Linked DNA regions of Mus musculus: region 2 is linked to region 1. The links are chromatin loops, found by intact Hi-C in ENCODE. Cell type or tissue: heart. All regions are shown on one strand. Links, peaks and the distances in the headings refer to the core of each region. The heading gives the core; the rest is flanking DNA. Region 1 holds the start of Nr1h3 (nuclear receptor subfamily 1, group H, member 3). Region 2 holds the start of Arfgap2 (ADP-ribosylation factor GTPase activating protein 2).

Evidence for each region. Peaks named below come from ENCODE experiments on the same cell type or tissue, not always from the same donor. Only the 100,000 strongest peaks of a DNase experiment are listed, where the experiment ranks them.
Region 2: it touches region 1 in a loop (2.0-fold over the local background); 4 of 42 quality-filtered maps call a loop at or near these places.

Annotation. Positions count from the first base shown.
Region 1 is chr2:91,189,264-91,204,282 of GRCm38, reverse strand. Nr1h3 (nuclear receptor subfamily 1, group H, member 3) reads left to right here and starts at 9,167. Exons shown (of 10, transcript NM_001177730.1): 1 at 9,167-9,318; 2 at 10,587-10,666; 3 at 11,541-11,723; 4 at 12,228-12,494; 5 at 13,336-13,544; 6 at 13,642-13,821; 7 at 13,999-14,098. The coding sequence starts at 10,624. Acp2 (acid phosphatase 2, lysosomal) reads right to left here and starts at 1,371. Exons shown (of 11, transcript NM_007387.2): 1 at 1,235-1,371; 2 at 587-682; 3 at 1-43. The coding sequence starts at 1,348. It overlaps Gm23390 (a small nuclear RNA gene), which reads right to left and starts at 4,119; the gene lies at 4,016-4,119. In heart, for the core only: a CTCF peak has its summit at 9,568; DNase peaks (open chromatin) are centred at 7,562, 9,092 and 9,432; H3K4me3 peaks cover 1,274 bases; H3K27ac peaks cover 1,047 bases.
Region 2 is chr2:91,258,320-91,273,338 of GRCm38, reverse strand. It overlaps Pacsin3 (protein kinase C and casein kinase substrate in neurons 3), which reads right to left. Exons shown (of 11, transcript NM_001289678.1): 2 at 13,412-13,475; 3 at 13,078-13,168; 4 at 12,779-12,935; 5 at 11,933-12,168; 6 at 11,673-11,828; 7 at 10,396-10,571; 8 at 10,160-10,280; 9 at 9,916-10,052; 10 at 9,453-9,574; 11 at 8,659-9,148. The coding sequence starts at 13,131. The coding sequence ends at 9,033. Arfgap2 (ADP-ribosylation factor GTPase activating protein 2) reads right to left here and starts at 8,224. Exons shown (of 16, transcript NM_023854.2): 1 at 7,935-8,224; 2 at 7,649-7,767; 3 at 7,041-7,113; 4 at 6,083-6,214; 5 at 5,923-6,003; 6 at 5,101-5,182; 7 at 4,831-4,887; 8 at 3,835-3,887; 9 at 3,270-3,406; 10 at 3,050-3,181. The coding sequence starts at 8,006. It also overlaps a transcript of 1110051M20Rik not described here. In heart, for the core only: no CTCF peak of the experiment used is centred there; DNase peaks (open chromatin) are centred at 8,158, 8,888 and 9,418; H3K4me3 peaks cover 2,113 bases; H3K27ac peaks cover 2,251 bases.

The DNA.
Region 1 (15,019 bases), core at 4,687-12,686:
GCCGCAGGGCCTGGCCCAGCTCCCAGTGCTGTAGCATCCCTTCCTGTGGGCAAACCTGAGAGTTAAAGTCCAAAGAGGAGCTGGGCATGGTGGCCTTTAATCCCAGCAGTCACTCTCTGAGTTCAAGGCCAGCCTGGTCTACAAAGTGAGTCCAGAACAGCCAGGGCTCTGTTACACAAGGAAACCCTGTCTTAAACCTCCCCCAAATCCCCAACCCCTGGGGAAAAAAAAAAAAAAAGTCCAAAGAGAGGGGATTAGCCACAAGTCCTATGTATGGCATTTAGGCATTCTTCCCTTGGCAAGAGGTGAATTTGATTCCAGAAGTGGCCAGTTGTAATGATACTGTCCCCTGCACAGAGTTGTTAAGAAATCTGGTCATAGCCAGAGATGTAGCTCACTGTGCTTAGCATAGACAAGGTTCTGGGTTTAATTTCCAAAACCACAAAAACAAAACAACAAAATAGACATCTGGTCCATCAGAACCCATGTGGGAAGCTAGTAGTTTAAGGAGCCCCAGTTTCTGTGCTCCAGATGTGATTCATTCCGTAGCATATCCCGAGACCTTGCAGGTTGGCTTTTGACCCACCTTGGTTAGCTGACCAAATCCCTGGGGCCATTTCTCTTCCTGATAGGGGTCCTTGGGATATGTCTTCACTGGTGACCGATCTCCATGTCGATACAGCTGAGCAAAGAAAATGGTGTGTCTATAGAATCAGAAGGGTCTTCTAGTTAAGGACAGGACCCACCTCTGCACATGCCAGGAAAGGAAATTTCACTCCATCTTTCTCTACTGAGCGATGAAAAAAGACCCCAGTTCGGGCGATGCAATGTAACCTGAGATAATAGGTAAAGCCCCAAAGCACAGGTAGAAGAGTAGTGAAAGCAACGCCTTCTGGGGGAGGAAGTGGGCAATGGGACTGGGAAAACAAAGATCAAAGTCGTCTTTATGGGTGACTTTCAACCTTTTAACTAAATTCCCATCCTAGGGAAGAATATCTCCTACTCGGTCGTCCTGCCCTAAAAAAAAAAAAAAAAAAAATAGCCTAGGGCTCCAAATCAATTCTTAATCCAGCCGCACAACCCACTATGGGCCAGCGGTTTCCTAAACCGGTTCTTTCTCCTCCTTGAGAAGTGAGACCCCGGCCCCAGAACACAAGCTCTGCCCCTCCCTCTACCAGCCGGCCTTTGCCCTTTCAGCTTTGGCGAACCCGTTGGTGACTCCGTCACCCATTACCAAGGTAACAAAGCGTAGACTCCGGGCCTGTATGGGTGGCATCACCGTTAGGCACATGCCAAGAAGGAACTGGAGAAGAGCCGCCTGGCTCCAACCAGTCTGTCTGCCGGCCATCACTGTTGTAGGCTGTGTAGCAAGAGGCCGGAACGCCTTGGGCGGTACCTGCTGCAGCCGCCCGGATGCATTCGTAAGGACACTTGCCGGAAGTGCAGCCTTCGCCATCTTTCTTTGGGTTGCGGGAGACCGGGAATGAGAAAGTCTGGTGGGAGAAGGCGGAATTTGGGAGGGAATGCAAATGGAGAAGGTTTGCGATTGGCGGTGATGAACGAGGGTGGGACTGTTGCGCGACCTTCCGGGCAGAAAAGGCTTAAACACCTCGCTTTTGTAGAGGCGCTAGGTCAGGCTTACCCCTTCTTCTACAAAGCTGGTGCTTGCCCTGGTTGGGGTCTGGGCCTGGAGAGCGAGTGCCTGCTTTGAGGAATGCTTCTGAAAATGATCCCAGAGCCTCGGCTGGTGCAAAACTGGGGCAAGGTGTGGGGAAGTACAGAGCCTAACTTTCTGCTCTTGGGTGTGTAGTTTAGTGTAAGCCTTGGCTTAGACACTGTTCCGATAAGCGGGCTTGTTTGAGATGTAGGGTACTGCATGTAACCAGCCCTTTGGACTCCCTGTGTCCTTGAGGTAGATCCAGTCTAGTCTGCCATTCATGTCCTGAACAAACCTTCGTACTCCCCAGTTTTTTTCAGCTCTTTTCTTGTGCTTACCGATTTCTAAATTAAATTAGACTCAAACGTCATGTTTGAGGAGGAGTTGGATTGCATAGGATGTTCCGATTTCCCAAACCCACTACATTGAATTCTTATGGGAGGAATCTCAGAAAACTACATCAGTTTTGATGCAGGCATATAACTGGAATTGCCACAGAATCAGAGTTCCTCCAGACATTAGCCTTTAGGATTTGGAGGCAGGCAGCCAGTTGGGTGTCTGGATGTTGTGATTCCAAACCTTAGAGTGACACACAGTTGCAGATGAGATCTTGGGCCCTTGATATGCTTTAATGCAAATCTGATCAGAATTGATACTGTCCCAGGACTCCAAATAAAATTATGTACCTTACTGCCTAAACTTTACTTTCGATGTCACCTTGAGAAAGACTTGGGGAGAATAAGAAGGCTTCAAAACTAAATAGTTTTAAACTTAAAAACAAACAAATCTATGTGGTGCATGCCTTTACTTCCAGCACTTGGAGAGGGGGGTAGATGTCTGAGTTGTATGTAGGCCAGCCTGGTCTATAGAGCAAGTTCCAGGACAGCCAGCGATACATGGAGAAATACTGTCTGGAAAAAACAATGATGAAACAAAATATTTTCTATGTATGGGTGTTTTGCTTGCATGTATATCTGTGAACCATGTATATACAGTGTCCTTGGAGGCAAAAAGGCAGCATAGGATCCCCTGTAGACTTTAAGCAGCTGTGTGGGTGCTGGGAATAGAACCTGAGCCCTCCTCTGAAGGAGTTGCCAATACTTCTAGCTGCTTAGCCTGCAGCCTCAGTTCTTTTTTTTTTTTTCTTTCTTTTAGATTTACTTATTATTATAAGTACACTGTAGCTGTCTTCAGACACACCAGAAGAGGGCGTCAGATCTCATTATGGGTGGTTGTGAGCCACCATGTGATTGCTGGGATTTGAACTCAAGACCTTCGGAAGAGCAGTCAGTGCTCTTACCCACTGAGCCATTTCACCAGCCCCTCAGCCTCAGTTCTTAATTTTCTTTTCTCTTTTCTCTCTTATTATTTTGATTTTTGAGACAGGGTTGCTCTGTGTAGCTCTGGCTGTCTTGGAACTCTGTGGACCAGGCTGGGTGTTGGGATTAAAGGCATGCACCACCTTGCCTGGCTATTTCTTAACTGTTTAAATCACAGGTTTCCTATAAATCACATGAAAAATTAGCCCTCTCTCCAAAAAAAATGTGTCTACACATGAACACAGAATATAGTTTTGCATATAATGTCAAGTGATTCACAAAGATCCTCCATCAACTTATAAGGTTAGGAAACCAACCCAGAGAAAAGTAGTTTGCCTAAGCGTATACAGTTTAGAGAGTGGATTGAAATTCATTTGCTTATTTTTGTTGTTGTTTGTCTTTTGAAACAGGGTCTTATATAGCCCAGGCTGGCCTCCCACTTCTGATCCTCTTATTACCACGTGCTGAGCTCTGGAATTACAAGTGCGTTCTGCCCAACTCAGCAGTTTTCTTCTCAACCTCCCTCTCTTCTTTCAGACAGGATTAGGGTTTTGCTGTGTAGCCAAGGCTAGCTTTGAACTTATTACTGCCTCACTTCTGAAATGTACAAAGTATATATTACCACACCTAGTTTGAAATTGAAATTTTCTGATTTTGGGTTAATATATAATCTGTTGTTTATTTTTTTTAAATATCTATTTATTTGTGCGTGGCATGTATAGAGGTCAGACAGCAACTCTCAGTGGTCCATGCTCTCCTTCCACAATGTGGGTCCCAAAGTTTAAACTCAGGTGGTCCAGCATGATAGATAGCACATGCCCTTACCTGCTGAGCCATCTCACCAGCCCCACATCCCAACCCTTTTTAAAATATAAAATGTGCTGGTGCATGCCTTCAATTCCAGTACTTAGGAGGCAGAGGCAGGTGGATCTCTGAGGTTGGGGCTAGCCTGGCATAGAGAGTTCTAGGACAGCCAGAGCAACAGAGAGAAACCCTGTCTCCAAATAAAATAAAAATAAATAAATAAATAAATAAATAAATAAATAAAGAATGCCTCACAAATGTCCATGTCATCTTCAGGCAGGGACTATGAAAATCTCTCTGTATTGCTCCATTTTTAGTTTATGCGCTGCCAAAGACAGCAGTGTAATGGAAAGTTTCTTGTAGCCTGTACATATGGCAGCCCCAAGGTATCTGGAGATTTTATCAAAGGAAATCATTCACATAAGTGCCATCGAATGGAACATGATTAACTGACAAGTGCATTTAGTGGAAGTTTTTTGTTTGTTTGTTTGTTTTCAGACAAGGTCTCACTTTGTGGGCTCTAAAGCTCTCCTGCCACTTTTCTTACATGCTGGTAGTATAGGCGTGCTCCTCCCACATATGCTTGTGGAGTTGTTTCACTTTTGTTCTGTTTTTCAAGACAGGATTTCTTTGTGTAACCCAGGCTGTCCTAGAACCAGCTCTGTAGACCAGGCTGGCCTTAAACTCACAGAGATCTGCCAGCCTCTGCTTCCCCAGTGCTGGGATTAAAGGCACTTGCTACTACTGCCTGGCAACTTTAAGACTTTTTTTTTTTTTTTAAAGATGTATTTATTTTTATTATATATAAGTACGCTGTAGCTGTCTTCAGACACTCCAGAAGAGGGAGTCAGATCTCATTACGGGTGGTTGTGAGCCACCATGTGGTTGCTGGGATTTGAACTTCGGACCTTCGGAAGAGCAGTCGGGTGCTCTTACCCACTGAGCCATCTCACCAGCCCAACTTTAAGACTTTTATTAAATATCCCAGCACGCCAGGTGTGGTGGCGCACACCTTTAATCCCAGCACTCGGGAGGCAGAGGCAGGCAGATTTCTGAGTTCGAGGCCAGCCTGGTCTACAGAGTGAGTTCCAGGACAGCCAGGGCTATACAGAGAAACCCTGTCTCGAAAAACAAACAACAACAACAACAACAACAACAAATATATATATATCCCAGCACATGGCAAGATTGAGGCAGAAAGATCAAGAGTTCAAGGACAGCCTCAGTTACATAGCAAGTTCAGGGCCAACCTAGGCTACAGGAGACCCTGTCTCAAAAAACAAACAAAATGTTAGTATAAACTTTTACTCTGCAAAATTATCCAGGCCACTGTGTTTTCGGAATGTAAATCTTTAGCTCACCAAGTAGAACAGAGCCCCTTTGGGCTTTGCCTCTCCTCCTACTTGCTCAAGTATGTCTGCACCCTGTGTCTGCCAGCCTCTGTGTAGGAAGGATTGGTGAAGCAGATGTTATTTCAATCTTTACAGTGAGGATTGAGTCCAGGATAATGAGGGCTCTGCACCAGAGCAAAGCTTCAAGTTTGCAACTCCTCAGCTTCGACATTATTTTCTACAGGTCATTTCGAGTTCTTTCCACCTTGGTTCATTAGAGTTGAAAGAAAAAAAAATCATTATGCCCATGTCTAGATAGATGCATTGTGTACCTATTCCAGATCAAATAAGCCAGTTTCCAAAGGTAAAGTCAGGCTGGAGAACAACTTCTTAGCCTATGTTGGCAGAAGCAAACCTAAATCCAAGTGAATTAACCATCCCCTTCCCCCCCCACCCCCACCTTCATGTTTTTGGAGGTAGTTTGTCTAATAGGAGAAAGTAGGTTGGTTTGTCTTCTTTAAGTTTGAATTTGAGCAGGAACTTATTTTTACTTATGCGTGTGCACATGAATCCAGGTGCTCATGGAGGCCAGCAGATCTCTGGAGTTGTACTTAGGGAAAGTTTTGAGCCACTCAGCATGAGTACAGGAACCTGGAGCTGGGTCCGCTGGAGGAGCAGCAAGGGCCCTGGACTGCCACGCATTCCTCATTTGGGAGCATGACTTTAGGAATCAGTTTTTATCTGTAATCAGTTTTGATATTTACACCTTGTAGGTAACCTAAGATTCAACATGATAAGACATGAAATGAGAAGACATATAGAATAAATTATGCAGAAGAGCTTGAGTAAATATTACTTTTTCTTCTTTGTGTTCTGCCTTCTATATCTTCTCTGAATATACAGGTCCGAGTTCAGGTCCGAGTAGGGGTTCCTAGATTCTTCTTTATCTTGTGATTAGGAGATTGGAGTGGATTCCCAGGGCTCTGAAAGATGATTCCTCACACGTTTTACTCATCTAGAGCACCAAAAGAAGAATTTAGAAACAATATCTACCCTAGCCCTTCTCTGCGAACCTTCCTTTATGGCTTGCTTAATAGGAAGGACTGCCTTTGGGGGAGTTATTTAGTGGTCCATTTGACTAGGGGCTTGTGAGTGCGATTTCTAAGCCCAGAGGTGGCCTCTGGAAGTTTGGGGTGGAAGAATCAGAGCTGTGGCTAGTAAGATTCTCCAAGGATGTTCTTGGGGATCTTGCTTCCTGTTAAGAGTCAAGAAAACACTAGAAAGACTTAGGTCCTGGGGCACCTTGGCTTGTACACTTTCCGGAAGGCTGATGGAGGTGTGCCATGCAGGTGGGGCTGCCAAAGTGGGACCTGGGTATGCTTCTATCACCTGATTGCTTGCCCTGGTTTGGGGCAGAAGTCCCAGTGGTTGCTCACCAGAAAGTCTGTGGGAATACCAGCAACTGGTTTTAGCCTTCTCTCTTCTCTTTGCTCCTCCATCGCCTGTAATGTGTGATGGTGAGGTACTGACAGTGCTGCCTCTTCTACAGGAAACTGGGCTGCCCTACCTCACTGGCTTGAGGGAGGACCTGCTTGTTCAGTAGCTGCCTCAAGTCTGGGTCAGGGGGCCTAGGAAGCCCCTGTGAAGAGATTAGGGAGTCAGGGGGAGGATTGGGAGCAGAATGAGGGAGACTTTTTTTTTTTTTTCCGAGACAGGGTTTCTCTGTGTAGCCCTGGCTGTCCTGGGAACTCACTTTGTAGACCAGGCTGGCCTCGAACTCACAAATCCGTCTGCCTCTGCTGGGATTAAAGGTGTTCGCCACCACACCTGGGTGAGACTTTTTTTTCAAAACCCCTAGAAGATAATGTCTTTGGATTTCAGGCCAATGTTAAGTCTCAAGTTCCTTGAAATGAGGTGTGTCAGGGACATCTCTGAGGACCTATGATGCTGCAACTTGAGCAAGGGGAGAGAGCTGGACACTTGCACTTGACAGGTGCTGGGACTGAGCTGTCCCCGTCTCTGTGGCTGCTGTCCTTGGTTTCTACTTTCCCAGAGGGGCAGGTCTTTGTGGAAATTGAGGAAGGAACCCATGAGAAGAATGGAGAGCCTTGTGCTTATGATTCATAAGTGTCCAGACCAGGGTGGAGGCCTTGTGAGGGGATGACCTTATGATGAGAAGGAACAAGAGCAAAAGCCAGAGGCAGAAGCTGAAGATGGGGGCTGCCAGAGGGGCTTTTTCTGAATGTGAGAAATGAATACATGGGCAGATTTTGCAACACCCCCACAGCCTGCTGCCTTCTTGCACGTGTTCCCAGTCTCTGCCTGTTCCCTTGGCTCACCCTGCGCTTCCTCTCATCTCTCACCAAGCCCCTTTCTACTTCAGTTTTCTCATCCTTCCCCCATCCTGTCCCTTCTGTCCCGCCCCCACAACCATGTTCACCCTTCCCTGTTTCCTCTGTTTTCTTCCCTCATGCCCTGTTCATCTCTCTTCTGGTCCCTCTGGCTGCTTGTTTGGCCCTTGTCCTGTGCTTTAATGTGGACCCATGGGAATTGGAGTTCACAGCAAAACAGGAAGAGCCTGTGAGCAGGAAACTGGGAATGGGGCATGGGATGAATGGCCAGCAGTAACCTCAACGCCTGCTTCTCACATCTGAATTGAAGCATCTGCAGCCCACCAACCCTGCTGACCACCAGCCCTGCTGACCACCGATCTTGGCTTCTTCCATCTCAGTACTTCTCCTTCAGACTGGAGAATGTTCTGGACTCAGACACAGGAAGAAAAGAGCCCGGAGAAAAGACATCTGAATTCTGATCTCAGTTTGGCCAATGTGTGGTCTTGGGCAAGCTTACAAACAGCAGTGTGCGCTGTAAAACAGAGCCGTTTACTCTTTAGTAAAAGGCGAAAGATTTTAGAGCCGTTTACTCTTGGCGCTCCCTCAGGAACCAGGAGATAATGAGAGATTTGTATATGGCAACAAAGATTCAGAAAGTTGACAAAGCTTCAAGGTTCAAGGTTATGGGAAGACAAACCACTAAAGGAACTGGGAGTGGACAGATAATCCCCGCCCATCCTTGGACATTACTGTGACACACTGTGTTGATCTTTATTCTCACATTGATCATATGTGGCAAAACTATCATCATCGTCGTCATCGTCCCCATCTTAAAGAAAAAGAGAGGTTCAGAGACATTAAAGAAAAAGAGAGGTTCAGAGACATTAAAGAAAAAGAGAGGTTCAGAGACATTAAAGAAAAAGAGAGGTTCAGAGACATTAAAGAAAAAGAGAGGTTCAGAGACATTAACTTGCTCAGTCAAGATGGCCTAGTTGGATGGGGCAAAGTTCAGCACAGAAGTGCTTTCCTAGCCTAGGTTATAGCCCTCCCTGCGTTGTAACTGTAACACGGAGGTTTGAACCCAGAACCCTAAAGAGAAATGATTGTGGTGAATTGGAATGAATGCAAGCTAACAAGTGTGGAACAGAAGAGAGAGCCATTTGTTTGTTTGTTTGTTTGTTTACTTATTCAACAAAAAGAAACATAGTCTCCTCTCTAAACCAGCTGCTGATCCCCTTGGGAGATTAAATCAGAAAGGCATGATGTATTCCTTCAGGGCTAAATCTCTTGTCCCAGGAAGCAAGGCAGGAAAGCTATGGCTTTAGAGTCAGTAGATCTTGACACCATCTCAGATGGGGCTGTTCCGTAGATGAGGTTGCCTTCTTATCTATGGGGGGGGGGGTGTCTATTCTGGACTGGCCCCTGGGTTGCTAATGTCTGCTTCTCTCACTCCTCCCCCAGGCCTCTTTTTATTGGCCTCTTCCTTTCTCTGTCCCCCTCAGGGCATCCACACACAAACTCACTGGAAGGCCCAGCACCTGCCTGTCTTCACCCTTGGAGTTCTACTGGCTTGGCTCAGTCCTGGGGCTAGTGGGGAGAGCTTGGCGCCTTCCCAGAGGCAGGGGAGGAGGGAGGCTGGGAACACAGGCTGGGGCTTGGTGTCGCAATTCCGGGCCGTGCCGGGACCTTTGCTCCGCGAGGTGTCTTTGGGAGGAGGGGGGAGGGAACGCTGACTCTGGAGGCTGCTGGGATTAGGGTGGGGGTGACTGAGAAGCAGTCCTTCTGTCAGAGCAAAGAGCCTCCAGGGTGAGGAGAGGAAGGAGAGAGATGGAACTAGACCGGTCTGCGGGGAAACGCGACAGTTTTGGTAGAGGGTAGGGGACAGGGTGGCGCCGGCTAAGAGGGTGGCCGGCCGGGGAGGAGTTAGTCTGGTGGGGAAGCTACCTCGTGGGCGGGGGCCTAATGAAGCTAAGAGTCTTGGGTCGCCAGTAGGAAGGACCCCTTGGCAGTCCCTCCCCTTGGCCTTTTCCTACATTACTGCTTCTCCCTGCTGGCCCCTGTGCGCTCAGCTCTTGTCACTGGCTGCCCGCTGCGGCCTCGAAGGCCAGGTACTGCAACACCCTCTTCTCCCAGCAAGGGGGCTCCAGAGACTACGCAGCCGGGAAGTCTGGTGGCCTGGGGATTCGGCGAGTCTGCTCAGTGGCTGGGGGGCTCTATCCTTGCATCTGGGTGGGGAGGGATGTGATGGGAGGATGTTCTAGAAGTGAGGAATATCTAACGGGACATCTGGGCGGGGATAGAGTTTTACTAAGTCTCAGAAGAACTGGAGGGGTTCTGGGAGAGGAGGCCCGCTACTGGTGAGATTCTTGAGACAAGAACTTAATACTAGGACTTCAGTAACGGCAGGGAAAAGATTATAATAAACAGACCCATAGAGTGAGCTTCGATCCAGTCTTGTGGTTCTGCCAACTTTGGCTTGCCCTAATGTCAGACCAGATGGAAGGACCCTCCACTCAGCCTGGAGACAGGCGCAGAAAAGGATAGAACAAAGCTGAGAACGCAAACAAGTCAGGATTCTACTCTTGGCTGGACCACCTCCACCTGTCTGTCTATAGGCAGTTTCCTTAATCTCTTTGAACCTTAATTTGCTTATCTTTAAAATGAATTTAAGAATAGGCCTGACAGGGTGGAGGTTGTAGAGTTCAATGGCCAACCATTTGCCTAGCCTGCCTGAAGTGTCCTGGGTTCAATCTTTAGAACTGGGAAAAAATTTATATATATAAATGAATGGGAGAGAGAGAGAGAGAGAGACTCCTGAATTCAGCCAGGTTGGTGCTGCATGCCTTTAATCCTGGCATTCGGGAGGCAGAGGTAAGTGGATTTGAGTTTGAGGCTAGCCTGGTTTACACAGAGAGAATTCAAGGACAGCCAGTACTACATAGAGAAACCCTGTCTCGAAAAACAAACCAACCAATCAAACAAAGAAATCCGGACTTCATAGGGATATAGTAAAGAAGGCTTCATAGGCTAATCTATGAGAAGTAAATGTCAGTCGATGCTGTGAGGACAGAAAAAAGGCACAGGGCACAGAAGGGAGCCCAGGCCTAGTTCTGGAAATGTGTAACCTGGCTTGTTCCTGCAGGACAGTGTCTTGGTAATGTCCAGGGCTCCAGGAAGAGATGTCCTTGTGGCTGGAGGCCTCAATGCCTGATGTTTCTCCTGGTAAGCTGTTTTATTCAAACCTTCTCCCCGGAGCCCAGGTCTCTGGCTCCTCTCCTACCTCAGGAATCAGCCCCCTCCCCTCACTGCATCCAGCACCCCTTAGAAGCACTGCCAGATCTAAGTGTTGCTCAAACCCTTTCCCCTGGTTCTAGTGCTTGGTCAGTGAAGTCCTCAGTCTGGGCTTGCTTTTCTGGGAAAGCTGACACGTCTCATGCTTAGACAGCTCTGGCTTTGAGAGTTCTGTCCGCTCTATGAAGTGGATGCCCTCCATCATCCCCCCAGGGGGCAAAGGCTAGCACCTTTAAGATCATTTAAGATCTTGATGTACTAGTTGGGCAGTGGTGGTACACGCCTTTAATCCCAGCACTTAGGAAGCAGAGGCAGTTGGATCTCTGTGAGTTCAAGGTCAGCCTGAACTACCCAGAGAAACCTTATTGTGTGTGTGTGTGTGTGTGTGTGTGTGTGTGTGTGTGTGTGTGTGCGCGCGCGCTTGTGTAGGGTGTCTTGATATGCAAAGGGCTGCAACCAACACCAGTCTTCAATCCTACGGAGTACTGGAATCTGAAATCATGAGCTGTGGCTTAGCTACCTTCTTTTTCTGTTTGTTCTTTGTTTGCTTTGAGACAGGGTTTTTCTGTGTAGAGTGGCTGTCCTAGAACTTACTCTGTAGACCAGGCTGGCCTCAAATGTAGAGATCCACCTGCTTCTGTCTCTCAAGTGCTCGGATTAAAGGTGTGCACCACCACACCTGGCTAGCTTGCTTGCCTTCTAAGGGTAGAGTTGAGTTTGTAGTTTCCCAGCCAAGACACTTGGGGATGGAGTCTAGATAGGACCTGAACCCACACCCATTCTCCCGTGCTTCTCTTGGGCTCAGATTCTGCAACGGAGTTGTGGAAGACAGAACCTCAAGATGCAGGAGACCAGGGAGGCAACACTTGCATCCTCAGGGAGGAAGCCAGGATGCCCCAGTCAACTGGGGTTGCTTTAGGGATAGGGTTGGAGTCAGCAGAGCCTACAGCCCTGCTCCCCAGGGCAGAGACCCTCCCAGAGCCGACAGGTAAGAGTCACCTGGATTTGGAGAAGGTAAAGTCTCCCTAGATAGGGGAGAGAAACTCTGGGGCTCTTTGCTTTCTAACGTCACAATTAAATCTGAATGCTCTGGGTCAGCTAGACACGGATGACTTTGGTATGAATTGTGTCCATATCTTAGGCGTTTCTTAGCCTCAACCTCCCTTCTTGTGAATTGAAATTAATCCTATGATCATCTTAAGGATCGATGCTTATAAAGAGCTCATGTAGAACTTAGGACATAATAGTCCTCCGTAAAGGACAGAAATTGTTATAACAGATTAGCCAGGCACTGTGGCACGTCTTGGTAATTCCAGTTACCCTGGAGGCTGAGACAAGATCACTTGAGTCCAGGAGTTCAAAGGCTACATATTATGAATCAGAGAGGAGGGGAGGGGGAGAGAATAGCATTCAGTGGAGGGAAGGAAATGGAGAATGCCTAGCTAGGAGCGATCAGTGGAGGGAGAACATTAAATCTTGTGTCTCTATCCAGAGCTTCGTCCACAAAAGCGGAAAAAGGGCCCAGCCCCCAAAATGCTGGGGAACGAGCTGTGCAGTGTCTGTGGGGACAAAGCCTCTGGCTTCCATTACAACGTGCTGAGCTGCGAGGGCTGCAAGGGATTCTTCCGCCGCAGTGTCATCAAGGGAGCACGCTATGTCTGCCACAGCGGTGGCCACTGCCCCATGGACACCTACATGCGGCGGAAATGCCAGGAGTGTCGACTTCGCAAATGCCGCCAGGCAGGCATGAGGGAGGAGTGTAAGTGTCCAGGGCAGGAACTGGGAAGAGTTGACTGGGAAAAATACTGGTGCCCTGCTGTGAAGACAGACAGATGCTTACACTTGCAGAGATCTCCTGAGTGTGGATTAAAACTTCCTTATCTGGGTAGAGTGGCACATGCTTTTAGTCCCAACACTCAGGAGGCAGAGATGGATCTCTGTGAGTTCAAGGCCAGCCCTTGGTCTACATAGTGAGTTCCAGGACAGCCAAGAGCTACGTAGTGAGACTCTGTACTGGAAATAAACCAGTAAATAAATAAATGAATAAATAAATAAATAAATCCTCCTTGCTGTCACATACCCTGTACTGGAAATAAACCAGTAAATAAATAAATAAATAAATAAATAAATAAATAAATAAATAAACAAATAAATAAACAAATAAATAAATAAATAAATCCTCCTTGCTGTCACATACCCTGTACTGGAAATAAACCAGTAAATAAATAAATAAATAAATAAATAGATAAATAAATAAATAAATCCTCCTTGCTGTCACATACCCTGTACTGGAAATAAACCAGTAAATAAATAAATAAATAAATAAATAAATAAATAAATCCTCCTTGCTGTCACATACCCTGTACTGGAAATAAACCAGTAAGTAAGTAAGTAAGTAAGTAAGTAAGTAAGTAAATAAATAAATAAATAAATAAATAAATCCTCCTTGCTGTCACATACCCTGTACTGGAAATAAACCAGTAAATAAATAAATAAATAAATAAATAAATAAATCCTCCTTGCTGTCACATACATTTTGTTTCTGAAGCATCAACCCACCCTTGGCTCACTTCCCACCTCACATCTGGCCCTGTCTTTAGGTGTGCTGTCAGAAGAACAGATCCGCTTGAAGAAACTGAAGCGGCAAGAAGAGGAACAGGCTCAAGCCACTTCGGTGTCCCCAAGGGTGTCCTCACCTCCTCAAGTCCTGCCACAGCTCAGCCCAGAGCAGCTGGGCATGATCGAGAAGCTGGTGGCTGCCCAGCAACAGTGTAACAGGCGCTCCTTCTCAGACCGCCTGCGCGTCACGGTACTTGACCCGGGGAGAGGTGGCTGCACCTGAAGCCCCCAGCCAACCTCTCGACTCACAGCACTTTACCTTTTTCTCCCCCGCCCACCTTGGGTAGCCTTGGCCCATTGCACCCGACCCTCAGAGCCGGGAAGCCCGACAACAGCGCTTTGCCCACTTTACTGAGCTGGCCATCGTGTCCGTGCAGGAGATTGTTGACTTTGCCAAACAGCTCCCTGGCTTCCTACAGCTCAGCAGGGAGGACCAGATCGCCTTGCTGAAGACCTCTGCAATCGAGGTGGCTGGAAAGGGAGTGGGGTGAAGGGAGAGACAGAGTAGGATTATCAGTAGGGGACCTCCAGATATCCAGCTTGGAGAGTCCAAGCCACAGGGAAAGGGACTCAACCTCCTCTCAAGAGCCACGTACCAAGACCAGCCCCTCCGTCCCTGTCTGAAAGATGCTGCTTGTGTGCAGGTCATGCTTCTGGAGACGTCACGGAGGTACAACCCCGGCAGTGAGAGCATCACCTTCCTCAAGGACTTCAGTTACAACCGGGAAGACTTTGCCAAAGCAGGTGAGATCTGACATGGCCAGGGGACTGGCACGTTCCACCATGGGGCCCATCATAATTAGAAAGCCACGGGCCTGGGGTTCAGGTGCTTATACAATGAAGATGAACTTGTGTTTTCAAGAGAGGAGTTTGGAATGTTGATCAGCCATGGAAGCATCTGAGGAGTTGATGCAACAAGCGTCTCCTTGGTGGAGACCAGGCAAGGCAGAGCAGTGGCCTTCATTCTTGCTTTAGAGAGGATGTGCTACTCTGCACTGAGCTTGTGCTCAGCATTTAAAAATACTGTGTAGCAGGCTGGTGAGATGGCTCAGCAGTTAAGAGCACTGGCTGCTCTTCCAGAGGTCATGAGTTCAATTTCCAGCAACCACATGGTGGTTCACAACCATCTATATATAGGGGCATCTGATGCCCTTTTCAGGCATATATATATATATACACACACACACACACACACATATGTATATATCACAGTACTCATACATTAAATAAAATTTTAAAAATATATTGTGTAGCTAGAAAAAAGTTTTGAAAACCATTCTATCAGGCCTTTTAACAGACAAAAGGCAAGTAAGCCTTTTCAGACAATGCTCTATAGAGATATGCAGGCTTACTTGACCCATAATCTCTTTCTGTCCCTTTTCCTGATGAGCTATAGAACTAGAGCTAACACATGACACACAGGCAGACCAGGAGAGCGTGTGTCTCCTCTAGAATGAGTTCTAACTGGTGCTGGGGCCTGATGCTTGCTCGGGGCCAAGCAGCCGAGCGTCTCTCATATAGCTGTTAGCGATGTTTGTGAGACTGGAGCTGGGAGAGGACAGACGTCTGTGTGAGACTGAGGAGTTTGGCAGCCGAGAGAGCAGGCTGTGAACTGTAGCTAATGTGGCTCTGTTCTTAGCGCTGATAGATCCTGAGTTCCAGGGC
Region 2 (15,019 bases), core at 3,365-11,364, 70 kb before region 1:
AACATACCAGCTTTGTTCTCTCAAAAGGCTTTTCCCTAGACAATGGCTATTGGTTGTCGTCTTAATAATGCACACCGAATGATGAGTGCTCAGCCACCATTCCTCCCCTTTTCGCTTTTGTTTGTATTTTCTAAGGAGACTGGCTATGTGACCAGCTCCTCCTCCCTCAGCCTTTCCAGTGTTGGGATTACAGGCATGAGCCTCCATGCCCAGCTCCATCCAGCTCCATCCTTACTCAGAACCTCATTACACCACAGACTCTATCTTCCCTTCCTGAGATCCTGACAGATGTGTGCATGAGGACACCAGCTGCTCCTCATGGGATCACGTGAGTCCTTACTCATTAGAAAAGAGAAGAGGAAGAAAAGGCCTCTCCTAGCACAGGGTCTGGTCATGACCTGCCCTGCCCTGCCAGTGCTCCCTAGAGTGGGCAGCAGCATAGGCAGTGCCTCACTCCTGTCAGGATCCGCTGCTGTGGTCACACACTCACCAAGAGTCCAAACTATAAACTCCCAAGGAATGAATATTTTGCAACTGGATTTTAAATAAGGTAGACTAGATTTAAGTAGAGATTATGCTGCACTGTAAAAAAAAGAAAAAGGAAAGGAAAGGAAAGGAAAGGAAAGGAAAGGAAAGGAAAGGAAAGAAAAGAAAAGAAAAGAAAAGAAAAGAAAAGAAAAGAAAAGAAAAGAAAAACCACAGGGGCTAGAGAGAAGGCTCAGAGGTTAAGAGCACTGGTGGCTTTCCCAGAGGACACACGTTTAATTCCTAGCACCCACATGCAGCTCACAACCATCCTAACTCCAGTCCCAGGTGACCCAGACTCCTCTGACCATGAGTCATCCTTGGCTATGTAGCTGCTTTGAGGCCAGCCTGAGCTACATAAGACTGTCCAAAAAAAAACAAAAACAAAAACAAAAACAAACAAACAAAAAAACAGCCTGTTTTAAGCCAGCCAAGACTAATGAGACCCTGTCTCAAACTAACAAACAAAAATAAGAAAACCAGGGCTCACTCCCTAGGACATGGCAAGGGAGAAATGACCTCCATATGTGTGCCATAGGACACATAGGTCCCATATATACATACATAAAAATAAGTAATAACAATGTAATTTTAAAAGATTTAGTAAATGATTTAGTAAATGTTGGAAAGAGTGCTCAATGGGGTAAAAGCATTTGCTACCAAGTCCAGTGGCCTGAGTTTAACCCATGGGGCCCAGACAGTGAAAGGAAAAGGTTCCCATAAATTCTGACATCCATCATCCATAGCGGTGCACACGCGTGCAGACACAGACACAGACACAGACACACACACACCAGAAAAAATTTAAATGTAATAATTAAAAAAAAACACCTTACATACTAATTTTTTATAAATCAACTAAAACCCCCGATATGGGAGCACATTAGAAACTGAGACAGGAGGATCCGAATCTCGGGCACTCCTCAGCTATGTAGCAATTTGGAAGCTATCTTAGGACACAGGAAACAAATAAGAAACAAAATGCACACACACTTACATCATACGTGAGCACACTCCTGCACTTCACTAATGACACGAGTGCTTACACTCACAGCATACAGACCGAAAGGGAAGAAGGTAATATCAAGTATGTGTGCTGAAAGATTAAATTACAACAATCAGACCTGCTTTGTAGGGTATAGTGGCGCACGCCTTTAACCCTGGTACTCAGCAGAGGCAGGCGGATCTGAGTTAGAGGCCAACATGGTTCACAGAGTGAGTCTAGGACAGCCAGGGCTACACTGAGTTTAAAAAAAGCAAAAACAAAAACAAACACAACTACAAATGGATTTAGAATTAAAAAGTCAATTCATTTGCCAATTGCTAGGTCTGGAGCTTCGAGGAAGCTGCATGCCAGTTTCCTCATCTGTACAGAGTTAACAAGGCCTCCTCCCTAGGACTATTATGTCTAAGACATTTCTCATAACGACCCATGCCTCCTGACAAGAGCCACGGCACTGGCTAAGTGCAGCCAGGACCTTGTGAATGGCACCAGTAGATGATGATGACGATAGGCTGTTTTGAGACAGCCTCCCAGAACCCAGTCTGACTGTGAATTCCCATGTAGCCAAGATCACTCTCAACTCCTGCTCCTGCTGCTTCCACATCCCAAGTGCCACCATTCCTCAAAGATACATTTTAGCCCAGGCCAGCCTCAAACTTGCTATATAGCCAAGAATGACCTTGAACCTCTGATCTTCCTGCCTCCGGAGTACTAAAATTACAGACTTACACCAACACAATAGTTTTTTATAGTACTAAGGATTGAACTCAGAGCTTCATGCAAGACAAACACACTACCAACCAAGCTACATCCCCAGGCCCCAGATACTTTATTTTAAAAGATTAAAAAAAAAATCTTACTATCTTTAATTCCAGCAATTGGAAGGTAGAGGCAAAAGGATTTCTGGGAGTTTGAGGCCAGTCCAGAATATACACTAAGACCATATTTTAAAAAGAAAAAAAAAAGCACTATTACTGAAATCCCTAAATATTAACTCAAAATGCTTCCGAGAGTAGCTCTGCTTTTGTTAAGCAAAGCACAGAACACAAACCAGTAGTTCTGGAACATCAGACTCCCAGCTAGGCAGTGATGCCCCACCCCCACAAACACACACACTCACACAAACACAGAGAACTCCCCAACCCAGAGGCATTTGAAATGTGGATAGTCTGAGGTATTATTGTATCTGGAAGGACGAATGGCATTTAGTGGACAAAAAAAGCAAAAAGCCCTAAGGTTCTCAGGTCTTGGGGAAAAAAACTGCTCAGTCACAAAGCAGCCATATTAATAAGTGCCGTCCTAACCTGGAGTAAAAAAACAGCACCTGATCCTGCTCTCTTAAAACTTAGGCAACTAACACGTGTGGCCAACCACTGTCCAAGGTACTTTAAAACAACAACATTTTCTGTCTTTAGCCTCAGAGGAAGACTAAGCAAGGAACCCTGACTGACTGGGTAGAGCCTGTTCTGGCTCCCAGAAAAACAATGGCATTTTTCTAACACACCAGGGCCCGAGCCTCACCTTCGGGACACCAAGCCCATGCCCAGCCTTTCAGCCTGCTCTCGCTTCTTTCCTTCAAGATTCTGGAGCTTTTTCTCCTCCTTCTTGCGATCAATCTGGAGCTCCTGGTAGGCCAGACGCATGGAGGCAACCCTGGAGGGAACGAACACTCAGAGGCTGCCATCCACGCCACCTGCCACCAACCCCCACACAAGCCAAGGGCACCACAGCCATCACGCACATGGACTCTTCTGCCTGCTTCTTGGCATCAGCTGCCTGCTGCTCTCGGAGCTTCTCTGCCACCTGGGCCTGCCGCTCAATCTCAGTAAAGCTCTGGTTGCTCACCTTCTGAGCTCCCAGGCCTTTCTTGGCACCCAGCTGAAGAGAAAACCATGTGATGTGGGATCTGGCCAGCCAGTTTCCTCAGCTCCCTCCCCACTGTGGCCACTGCGGTCACACCCACAATGAAGGGGGTCTCCTCCTCAGTATCCAGTGAGCATTCTAAGACAACGGTGGTTCTGCTGGAGCTGGTGATGAGCTTGGCACCGCCGCCACACAGGTCTCAGGAATGAGGACAGCAGTTAATGCTGACTGGGGCCTGCTGTGTGCCAAGTACTAGATGTGCTCTAAGTACTAGATGTGCTTGGTCTTGCTCACTGCCCAGGAGACCCCAAAGACAAGTGCCTTTAAATCACTTTCACAGACAAGGTTCAGGTAAGTCTAGGACCTTTGTCAGTACATGGAAGAACTGAAGGAGCCCAACTGCAGCTCACAACCACCCTAGGATATTGCCTCATCCCACCTACCCCTTTCTTAGCGGCTGCTGGCTTCTTCTTGCCAATAATGGAGCTTTTCAGTTCTGTGAGGAAGAAGGTGAACATGAGCTAGGACAGAGGATGGTCAGAGACTGTGGCTCAGTTCACACCAAGCAGCTTCCCAACAAGAGCATGTCAAAAGAATTCCTTCAGACAGAAAGTCAGACCTGCCCTACCAGCTCCAGCCAAGACTGTTCAAGCCAAAGACGGACAAGGTTAGGGGAGCTCACTGATGCCCAAGTCAGTAAGAGCCTACACCCGAGGCACCAAAGACAAAGTACCCAACCAAAGCGACAGTTGTTAGGCAGGGGAGCTGCCCGACAGCCTCAGCTGCTAGAGCAGGGAACTGGCAGGCAGGGGACAGGTTTCCCAAGCCCTGGTTACCTCTGGTACAAGAGGGCCCTTTAGCTGACAGATACATGGACTCTGGAGGAAAAATAGACGTGTGGCTAACAAGGGCCCACCCCAGAAGCTTCATAAAGCTCCCAAACCCAGAAGCCTATGCAGAGCCTGCTTCAAAGTCTGCCGTCTCACAGAATCAACTGGATAGCCACTGGCTTCCTGCCCCAACCCCCAAGAGTCAACAGAACAAACCAAGGCCAGCAAAGGAATTGTTTACCATAACCAAGTCTGAAGGCCACAAAGGAGTGGGAAAGGCTGAACTTTGAAAGGACAGCATTACCTCTAGCCAGGAGCAGCTCAAAGCTATCCCCACACCTCATGGACAAAATGGCCCAGTCCTACCTGACACCAGTCCCATTCCAGCCTCCCATTCTTTGACTAGATCTACCTCTACACTCAAATTGACAGCCATCTGGGCTTGTCAGCTCAAAGGCTCTGAGGTCAGTATGGCAGTGCCCACCCAAGAGGATCAGTTGCTCAGTGTCCTATGGTTGGGTCACATGAGTGGGCAGCAGAAATCTGGAACAAATACTTGAGGCCCACTTCCTCCCAGCCCCCCACCCCCACCCCCGCCAGCTGTCATACCCAGAGAGGCTTGGGGTGAGGTTCCGAGCAGATCAGTGTTAGGGCCTTGTTCAGGTTCTGTGAATGCAATTGACAGGAGTTACATTAAGGAGGTGGTAAGACAGGAGTCACTGGCTTTCCTCAGCTCGCCATCAAAAGATGTATGCCCACCCCTTCCTCCAAGGACTAAAGAGAAACCTCCTCTGAGCTCCTATGTCCCTGGCCAAGTGTTCCTGTACCCTAGTCCTTTTCCAGGCCCAGGCACTTGGTTGAGATCTGGGCAGAACTCACGTGCCAGGCTACTGCTCTCTGAAGGTAGGGCTGGTTGCTGAGTCCCTGAAGGATCAGTGGCTGCTGTATCCCAAGCAGGGGCCTAAAAAGGAAGCCAGATCATAGAGGCCTCAGTGAGCCCTCCTAAAAACCCACAGCTACCTGTGGATAGGAGGCACTGCCCGCTACAATAAGACAAGATTGGAGATCAGCAATTTTACTTACCAGTTACCATGGAAGACAAATGTAGGAAAACAGCCTCTTCAATTCAGAGCTAAGCCCATTCCCCTAACTGATAGCACTAACAACTCTTACGTATTGACCATGCACCAGATGCAAATCCAAGGTGCTCACAGATACAACAGGTTCAGTGGAAGTAACTATGTTCAGGCCCTAGGAAGTAACTATGTCTCCATTTTAGAAACTGAGTTTTCCCCCAGGTTAAGTGACTTAGCCACATCACAGAAATACTTGCAGAGAGGCTGGGATGTGACCCAAGGCTCTAACTTCAATACCCATTGCCAACAGAGGGGAGAGCTTTTTTACAGGTGGGTCACAGGAGGGGCAATCCTCATTGTCTCCAACTTCTGTTCCTTTTTGGAAGTTGTTTAGGGTCCCTGAGACTTCTTGAGCTTTCAAACTATTCTCTACTCCAGGATCCATTTCTAAGGAGGATTCCACTCCACTCCCATAAGAAGCAGGTAGTAATTACCAATTCTGAACTACAAACACTCTCTGAGACATTGTACCTAAACACAAGAATTTATGTCATGATCACAAAAGGGTATATACAGCCTTGGTAAGTAAAGCATTTATCAGAGGAAACATCCCTGTGGTACTCACCTGAGTATGTTCTGTGAAGAAATCAGAGTCTTTCTTCTCTGGAGAGTGACTTGGAGCACTGTTCATACTGTCTATCCAAAGCTGGAAGAGAGGAGACACTGAAACTCAGGGCTGTTACTATCTCTTATCCCAGCACCCTAGCCCAGGAACCAGCACTCACATCAGTACCATGCCTAGTCAGAGCTGCACTCCCTAACTGCCGGATCTTCTCTCGGTACATCTGGGCAGCTCGGCTCGTATATTTGGTGTTAGCATCATTGGCCATACATCCGTGTTGGCGGAAAAAAGCAGTCTGGAGAGCAAAGAGAAGGAGTAATATGTATGTGCAAATACTCTCGCCAAAGAAAACTGTATTCACACTATAGGAGACACATTACTAAACAATTGGGCTATTATTTATTCAGGATGACACACTACTGACATCAGCAGGTTTTCAAAGAGGTAAACGTCTTCCAAGATTTCTTCTCAAAACAAGACAGAACAACAAAACCTTTTATTTGTATTTATTCCATGTGCACCCCAGCATGTGTGCAGAGGTCAAAGGCCAAGTCCATGGAGTTGGTTCTCTCCTTCCACCTTATGTGGGTTCCCTCAACTGAATGAACTCAGGTTACCAGCCTCCCTCAATAAACACCTTCACTCACTAATTGACCTCCTCCAAAATTCCTCAAAAAACCCAAAAACCACCATGCCAGCCCCTCCCCGTAAGAGCAGGGAACAAGGTCTAGGGGACTGAAGAATGTATGTACTTCTCTGTTCAGCTATCCTCCCTCCAGGAGCCCACAAAACCCCAATGACTATGGAGACACTGCTACTGCCAGAGAGCACCTGTCTAGTTCAGTTTGTATTTCCTTTTTTTTTTCTTTTAATTAGGTATTTTCTTCATTTACATTTCAAATGCTATCCCAAAAGTCCCCCAAGCCCCCCCCCCCAGTTTGTATTTCATTAAGCCTCTTTGAAAGAAGCTGTTTAAATTTTTCTGAATTTAGAAAAGTGTGTGGCATGTTCCAGAGCTGCAAACTCTCGGAACAGAGAAACCAAACTCACTTTGAGAAATCAAGGAAAAGTTAAATACCCAGGCAGAAGGATGGGGGTGGAAGAAGGTAAAGGAACGTTACCGCATTGGCATTCCCGCCGACCTGCATACACCTCAGCTGCAACCAGCTCCAGTTCGAATCCAACTCTGTGGACCTGTGTACAAGGGCTGAGTGTCACCTTCCCTATCAAGACTAAACCTGTCATTCGGCCTCAGGCTTCTGTGGGTGTCCAGGAACCATCAGTCACTGTCCCATTTCCTCCTCTCTCCCCTGTATTTGAAATCATTGCGCTTCGCCTAATCCAAAGGGTACTAATTATTTCTGAAAAGGAGATCCGAAAGGAGGTCGACTTCTGAGAAATGCAGGCACGGGTTTGGCTCTTCTTAAAGTTTGGTCAAAGTCGCACTGGAGACCTACTGGGCCAATCTTTCTGCAATAACAAGGTCAATGCATCTAAGCTCTCCCCCAAACTGATGCTGAGTACCATGTTAACTGTGAAGAGAGAAGTCTACAGAGGTGGAACCCCCCGCCGCCCTCCGCCCGCAAGCCCCCGCTGTAGGCTACCAGAACTCCCGCCAGGAGAAATCCAAACATCAAATTCAGGAAGGTCCAAGTCCAGGCGCCCTCTCCCCGTCGCTGACCACGCACACAGCCCCCGTGGAGGCACAGCACCCTCACACAGAACCTACCTGATAAAGCTGAGATGGACACCCAAGGAGCGATGCACTCCGGAGCAGTCAATACACAAAAATACACCGTAAGTGATGCTGGCCCAACTAGGACTCTTGGCGCCACAATCGAAACAGGCCTAAGTGGAAAAGACGACAAGCGAACGGTTAGGGCCCAGAGTCGAGGCCCGGCGCTAGAAACCACAAGAAAGCCTCCAACCTCCGTCCTCGCCCTCCCTCAGACCCCAGGGGACAAGAGACGTCTTCTCCGCCGGCGTCAGGACCCGTACCCCGCCCGCTCAAGCACCTTGTTGGTGGGAATTGCGCGAAGTCTCTTAAAAATAGTCTGGATTTCGGTCTTGCTCGGGCTCGCCGCCATTTTCTCTCCTTCCCAGACACAACCGCGACCGACAGGTCCCGGCGCGGGCCAATCCTCGGCGGCGAAGGCAGGCTCACCGCGCCGGTCACGACAGGGCCCCGACCCGCCTACGAGTGGAGTGATTCGACCAGATCTGGGCCAATGAACGTCGGGCGGGGCTGAAACATGACGTTAGCAGCCGGGAGCTCCACCACGGGCCTGAGAGTGAACGCCGCGCTGCGCCTGGCCAATCCGCAGCCCGAGCGGGCGACGGCTCGTGGACTGGCCCAAACTTCCTCACGAGTTCCTGCTGGACCCGGGTACCCTACGTACCGCTCGACCACTGGCTGTAGGCGTCAGGCAGAGAGCCATGGTAACAGACTCTGTGATGGACGAGTAATGATTAACAATCTCCCAAGTGCTCATAGCCCCATCCGGAAGGCATTGGCAGGGCTCCAGCTCAGCTCACAATCCAGCAACTGGCCTAGAGCAGAGGCCAGCACACAACAACCTTGATCACCAAGTCCCTTCCAGTCCAGATTGCACTCCTGAAATTCCGGGGCAGATACCAGGAGGCAACTGCCTGCCCAATCCCAGTTCCATAACACATGGCACGCCCACGGGCCGACCCCGTGCCTCCCACCAGCAAGAGTAGGCTATCAAAAGACGCTCACAACACTTGATGGGGTTTTTATTCTTAATCAAATTTAATGCACACTACAAGTCACAAAAGAAGGTGCTGCCAGCCTCAAACTACATTCTCCCCAACCTCACCCCAGGAACTCCTAAACAGTTTAGGAGCTGGATCCTCCCACTCTGGGATGACCCAAATGTTCCCGAGGAGGCTCGGGCACCTCTCGACCCTCCATCATTCCAACCTCCAACTCTAGACACAGACCCCTGCCCTTCATGGGCCCTGAGACTTCCTCCTGTGGGAAAAGAGAGACAGCAGCAGCACATGGTTCAGGGCCTTCAGGTCCAGCAGTCCAGGAAGGGTTAAGCTCTGGCCCAGGTCAGAGAGACGCCTTGGTAGGGCTGTCAGGGCACTCAGGCGCCCACACATTCTACGTAATTGGCAGGGTACAGACCAATGCGGCCACTCTGCAGCTGGCCCTGGCACCAGCCCTGCTCATCCTCCTCGCTCATCTTCAGCAACTCTTCCCCTGAAGAAAGACAAAACAGTCATTGCCCAAAGCACTGGCTTTACTGGTCTCAAAACTAGGTCATGGACTGGGGGATGGAATAGCACAAGGGCCGACAAACTGGAGGATACCCAACTCAGACCAGGATAGGACACAGCCAGGAAAAGCCACCCAACCTTAGACCCCAGGGAGGCAACTGTCAGGCTGCAGCTGGACCCTGAGCAGCCTGTGAGGATGGAGTCCCTGGCTTTCTTCGTCTACAGCCCTGCTCTAGCAAGTAGGACGGGGGCTGAAGTGGGAAGGACCATGAAAGGGCCCAGCATACCTGCTCGGAAGCTCAGCTCATCAGCCTCCTGGCCAGCATAGTCATAAAGCGCCCGTACCCTCACCCCAGTGGCAACTTTCCGGGGACTCTCCTCATCTGACCAGTCCTCGTCCTGCCCGCTACTAGAGAGGGGAACACAAGGGGCACAACTCAGGGCACAAGACCCACTGTATCCAGTACTCAAGACAAAGGGCTTGGCTGCTTGGCGGCGGGCAGGGAGGAGCCAAGTGAACAGCCATCCTGCTGCCACTCACTACTGTGGATACAGGTCTATCTCTGTGCACAGGACTGTTATACAGCCAAACTTCGAGAGACACCGGACCATGGAGCAAATCTAAACCTCGGTGAAATTAACTCTCCCAAGATGGCCGTCGGGCACTGATGTGATAGGAAAGCAGGAAGAAGTGGTAACAAGCAAGCCATAGAGCCCGGTCTTGGTTTTGTTCAGGATCCCGGCTCTCACCCCGGGGACGATGGGGACTGGGGTGGGGGTGCGGTGCCATCTCTTGTCGGTACAATGCTGGTCAGAGTAACCTCATCTGGGCTCCGGCCACCCTTCTCCTTGCGGCTGATGGCTCTCTGTGTGTCTAACGACCATTCCTGTGGAGAGATTTTGGCCCACCTTCACTGACTTCATCGCAAACCTTGTCATCCTTTTGGGATCCACACTGAGCCCAACCCAGGCCCACCCAGCCTCTAAGACCTGCCTCAAACTGTGGCCAGTTCATGGCCATGCCAGGCCCGTGTGTGCTCCGCCACCAGCGCAGATCCTCTTCATCACTGGCAGCCTCAATGCTCTGCTGCAGGTCTCGATGGAGTTCATGGAACCTATGAGGCACCCAGTCAGACAGGGAAGGCCAAGAGCCCCTAGAATGTCAAATTATGCAGCCCCACCAGAACCCAGAGGAGGTCAGGGGAGCCTCTCTCCAGCGCGCCGTCATACTTGTCGCTACTGGAGAGGTCGAGGTGTTGATGCAGGGTGAGCAAGACATCCTTGAAGAAGAGAAGCCGCTGGCGCTCAGCAGCCTGGCAGCTCTCAAAAGCCTGCTCCATGTCCTCCATGTAGCGTGGGGTGTAGCGATTTAGCTCGGCCAGGGTCTGCTCATACTGGGTTTTCATCTGGGTGAGAGAGAAGGGAGGCAGTGAGGACAGACTGCCTTCCACTCAGGCCCGCACCAGCATTCTCTGAGCATAGCCATAGGCTAGACCTGAAGCAGTCAGACCTGGAACTCACTTCCTACCCTCAGGAACTGACAGAAGCAGCCTAATAAGGGAAGTGGTACACAAACAAACACCTAGAAGAATCTGGATGAAGTGCAAGACAGGGTCAATCTAGATGATAAGGTGAGATAAATCCAAGTAGGCTCCCTGGAGGAGGAGGTGTTATAGAACTGCCACCCCTCAGAAAGGATGAAATGCTAGAGAGAAGGACACTCCGGGCAGGCGACAGAGTATGCAATATGAGAACCGATTCCAGGTAACTAAGTCTCCAACTTCCTGAAACCCAGCTATTTCTCTCTTGGGTAAAAAAAAATAAAATAAAAATAAAAAAATAAAAAGTAAAAAATGCCATTCTTCAAAATCCCATTGCTTTCCTGGGTAAAACATTGTATTTCCTCATGTTTCTCTCTCTCTCTCTCTCTCTCTCTCTCTCTCTCTCTCTCTCTCTCTCTCTCTCTCTCTGTGTGTGTGTGTGTGTGTGTGTGTGTGTGTGTGTGTGTGTGTGTGTTGGAGGCAGAATGTCAACACGGGGTGCCTTCCTCAGTTGCTCACAGCCCTTAGACAAACTGGCCATCCAGGTCCAGGGATCCACCTGTCCTGTCCATTCCTGACACACACCCATTCTGACAACTCCCCTTTACCACTCCAGCTGCCTTGCCTAGCTTTTACCTTCACAACCAGCACTTCACCAACCAAGCTATCTCCTCAGGCCCAAGTTCCTCCTGTTTGTTTGTTTGTTTGTTTGTTTGTTTGTTGAGACAGGGTCTCATTACAGTAGCTTTTGTTGGCCTGAAACTCCATGTAGACAGGGCTAGTAGCTTCTATGTAATCCAGGCTGGCCTTGAACCTATAAAAATCCACCTGCCTCTGCTTCCTGAGTGCAGATATTAAAAGTGTGCACCCCAACACCCAGCCCAAGTTCCAGTGGCATCCGGGAGTAGAGCAGGAAGAGCCTAGGGTCTGAAAAGGCATCCAGGAAGTTCTGCCAGGGGACTGTACCTTCTCTGCCTCCTTGGTGCAGCGGCCCACCCGCTCCTGTAATTTTCGAAGCTGCTCCTGGGACATGGAGCTGTCTGCCTTCGCGTGGCTCTCCCGGGTCTGGGCTGTCTTCTCATCCTTGCGGGCTGTGTGGTAGCTCTTCTTAGAAGCCTCAACCTAACGACCATGAGAACAACTCAGAATCCTAGCCGCCACACCCTGGTCCCGCGTAGACCTGGAAGGTGCCTGCCTCCTCTGGGAAGCACTGCTCCGGGCCTCACCTCCTTCAGCCTCTTTAGCCAGGGCTTCTGAGCTTTACGGAAACCATCCTCTGCAGCCCGGCTTTCCCGAAAGCCCCCCAGCACTGGCCGGTGGAAAGCCCCTCGCTGCCAGGTCCGCACTCGCTCGCTGTCTGGACCGTGCAACTTCTCCCTCACCTCCAAGTGCAGCTCGCTCAGCCTCTCAGCCGCAGTGAAGAAGGCATGCCAGGCCTTCTCCAGGGTGCCGTACTGTGGGCCTGCAGAGGGATGAGCTTGGGCCAGGCGGGTTTGCTAACTTAAATACGACCTTCCCCTCCCCGCATACTGCTCTGAGTGCCAGACAGGGGCATGGTAGGAGCTGAGGTGCGACAGCTGAACAGCAGCAGTGTCAAGTCCTGTGTTAGAATTCCCTACTCTGCTCTGACATGAGCGATCTCATTAATCTTTGACTTCACTACTACTATGGGGACACTGCCATTGCTAACGTGGACCGGGCAAAAATAAACAACAACAAAGCAAAACAAACAACAACAAAAAACTAAACCTAGAGACGTCAGGTTAACTTGTCCAAAGCGGAGTAAAACCATGTCTGCTGCACAAGCTCTGTAATGCCCAGGATCTTCCTACCCAGATAAAAGACCTACACTCCACATTTAGCTTTTCCTAGCTGTGACTTCAGGCAAGTCCCTTCTCTGACCTTCAGTTCTGTTCTAGAAAACAGGTGGAGTAGGAAGATAGCTCCCTCTTGCCCTGCATGCTTGAGGTCTTAAATTCCATCCCCAAGCCCCACAAAGCCTCAGGAAGCTGCCCTGAGGGTCCCACCCTCATAACCTTTGAGGCCTTTGGTAGGCCTGTATACTGGCTCACCCTTCTCCACAGCACCCCTCCACTTGCGGGCCCAGTCAGCCAGCTGCTGGGCGTAGGCCTTCTCAATGCGGGCACGTTCTTGGAAGCAGCTAACCAGGTCCCCACACAGCCTGTGCCCATCCTCAACCCTCTGCACCGTCCGTCTGTAGTTGCCAGCCTGGAACACAGAAAAGAGAGATGGCTTTATGAGCCCCCTTTCCAGCTGGGGCTGATAGATAGGCTACTCCTGGACAGGTGGCTGAGCCCATCAAGAAAGGGACAGTTTGCTGCCACTCCGGACCCAGTCCCCAGCCGCTTACCTCCCAGAAACTGCCCCCTAGGACCTCCCCTCCGGCGTCCTCCTCTGGAGCCATGGTATCCCTGCAGCACGGAATGGTGGCAGATGTGGTGCTGTGGAGGGCAGGTGATTAAACAGAAAAGTGAGACCTGCTGTTTGGGGACTAGGAAGAGGCCTTCTAGTAGTCCAAAGCTTTGTCATTTTGCCATCCCCACTACCCAAGGAATGACCGGAGGAATGGCCGAGCAGCAGAAGGCTAGAAGTCCCCAGGAGGAGCCAGGAGAAAGGCAAAGATGGCAGCTTCCAAGTTCCCTTCTCCCCGTGGAGCTACCCATCTCAGTCCATCCTCTACATACCTGGGGTCTCCAGATCACTTCCAGGACCCGTGTCCAAGTCTCCAAGCTGCCACTATGAGCCTGTCTTGATGTTAACAAGAGCACAGAGGGAGTAAAGATTGAGAGCTTCCAGTGTCCAGGGCGGTGCCCAGTACCCCCAATATAGCAACTGCTGTCAGAAGTGCCAGATTCCAGGCTGAGAATGCCAGACTGGTCACACAATTCAGCAAGGGATTAGGTGACAGACAGGGGTGGGTGGTGGGCAGAAAGCCCCACACTCCTACTTTAGATGAGAAGAGAACTCTTGCCTAGCTAGACCCCTTGGATGACAAGGCAACCCCATGAACAAACCAGTCCAAGTGAGGAGGTGCCCTGTCACAAGCCCCAGCAAGTGTCCATGCTGAGCAGACTGGAAAGAGAGCCAGAAGGCCTGGCCCTATCATGACCAGGAAGTTTTTGGACAACTGTGCCTTACTGTCCTAAGGGAGCCTCAGCTCACTCTAAAGTGGAAATTCCCCCACCTGGTCAGTGTCCATGCTACGGTTGATGTAAAACTCAAAACTGGCAATGAAACACTTGAAAGACCCGTCATTTGTAAGGAGACACTTGCTTGCCCCCTGCCACCACCACACAACATCCAGGAGTGTCTCAAAGGGTCCTAAGGTAACAATTCCATTCTGCCTTCAAAAAGTCCAGGGTAATTTTACCCCCAAAGTCAATCAGTCTCTCTCTCTCTCTCTCTCTCTCTCTCTCTCTCTCTCTCTCTCTCTCTCTCTCTCCACCCCACCCCCACTAGAGGACACAGTGACATGCAGCCTCCTGCCTCCAGGCAAGGTCTTAGCTCTCCCCAGTACCAATTGACTCTTAGTCCATAGAAGGAAATTACTTTCTTCCCTGAGATAGCCCAAGGCCGTTGGGACAGTTAGGTCAAGGGGACAAGAGTATGAGATTGCAGCAACCAAAGCAGGACTCTGACACAGTGCTCTCTAAACTGGGAAACCTCTACTCACTCTCAAAACTCCAAATTTGACTCTGTTTTCCTCAGGGCTCCCTATAGCCCCTGTGCTCTCAGTCCCACTATATATTCCATAGGTTTAGACTGGATCTGTCCAAAGTCACTGACAGACTTCTGCAGTTTTGGTTCACGTTACCCCCGGGCACTAGAATCAGTAACAACTAAATCAGAAAACAAAGGACTGGAGGCTTAGCTCAGAGATAGGACACACTTGAGCCCAGAGGTTAGGTCCATCATCAGCACCAAAAAGGAAAGAAGAATGGCCCATCTGAAGATCAGAAAAGATGCTGGCTACAGCAGCCCTGAGAAAAGCCCGGTCTAAGCTGACTTCCTACATCTGCTGGCAGGAGGGAGACTGGCCTCTCCCTGGGACCTCATTAGCCTATAGTCAACGAAGATCCCTAGACACAGAACAAACTGCCCCCCAAGTTCCACTAGCTCTCCACCTTGTTTCCTCTTGAGTCAGCCCCACTTATCCAGAATGGCTTGCCAGCCAGATAGGGTGGTGGGGAGCAGTAATTATAAATCATTGAGCCATCCAGGACCTGGGGGGCCCTGCCTACTCCAGTCTCCTGCTCCCGGCTCCCAGGAGAGCTGCCCCCAACCCGTTCCTT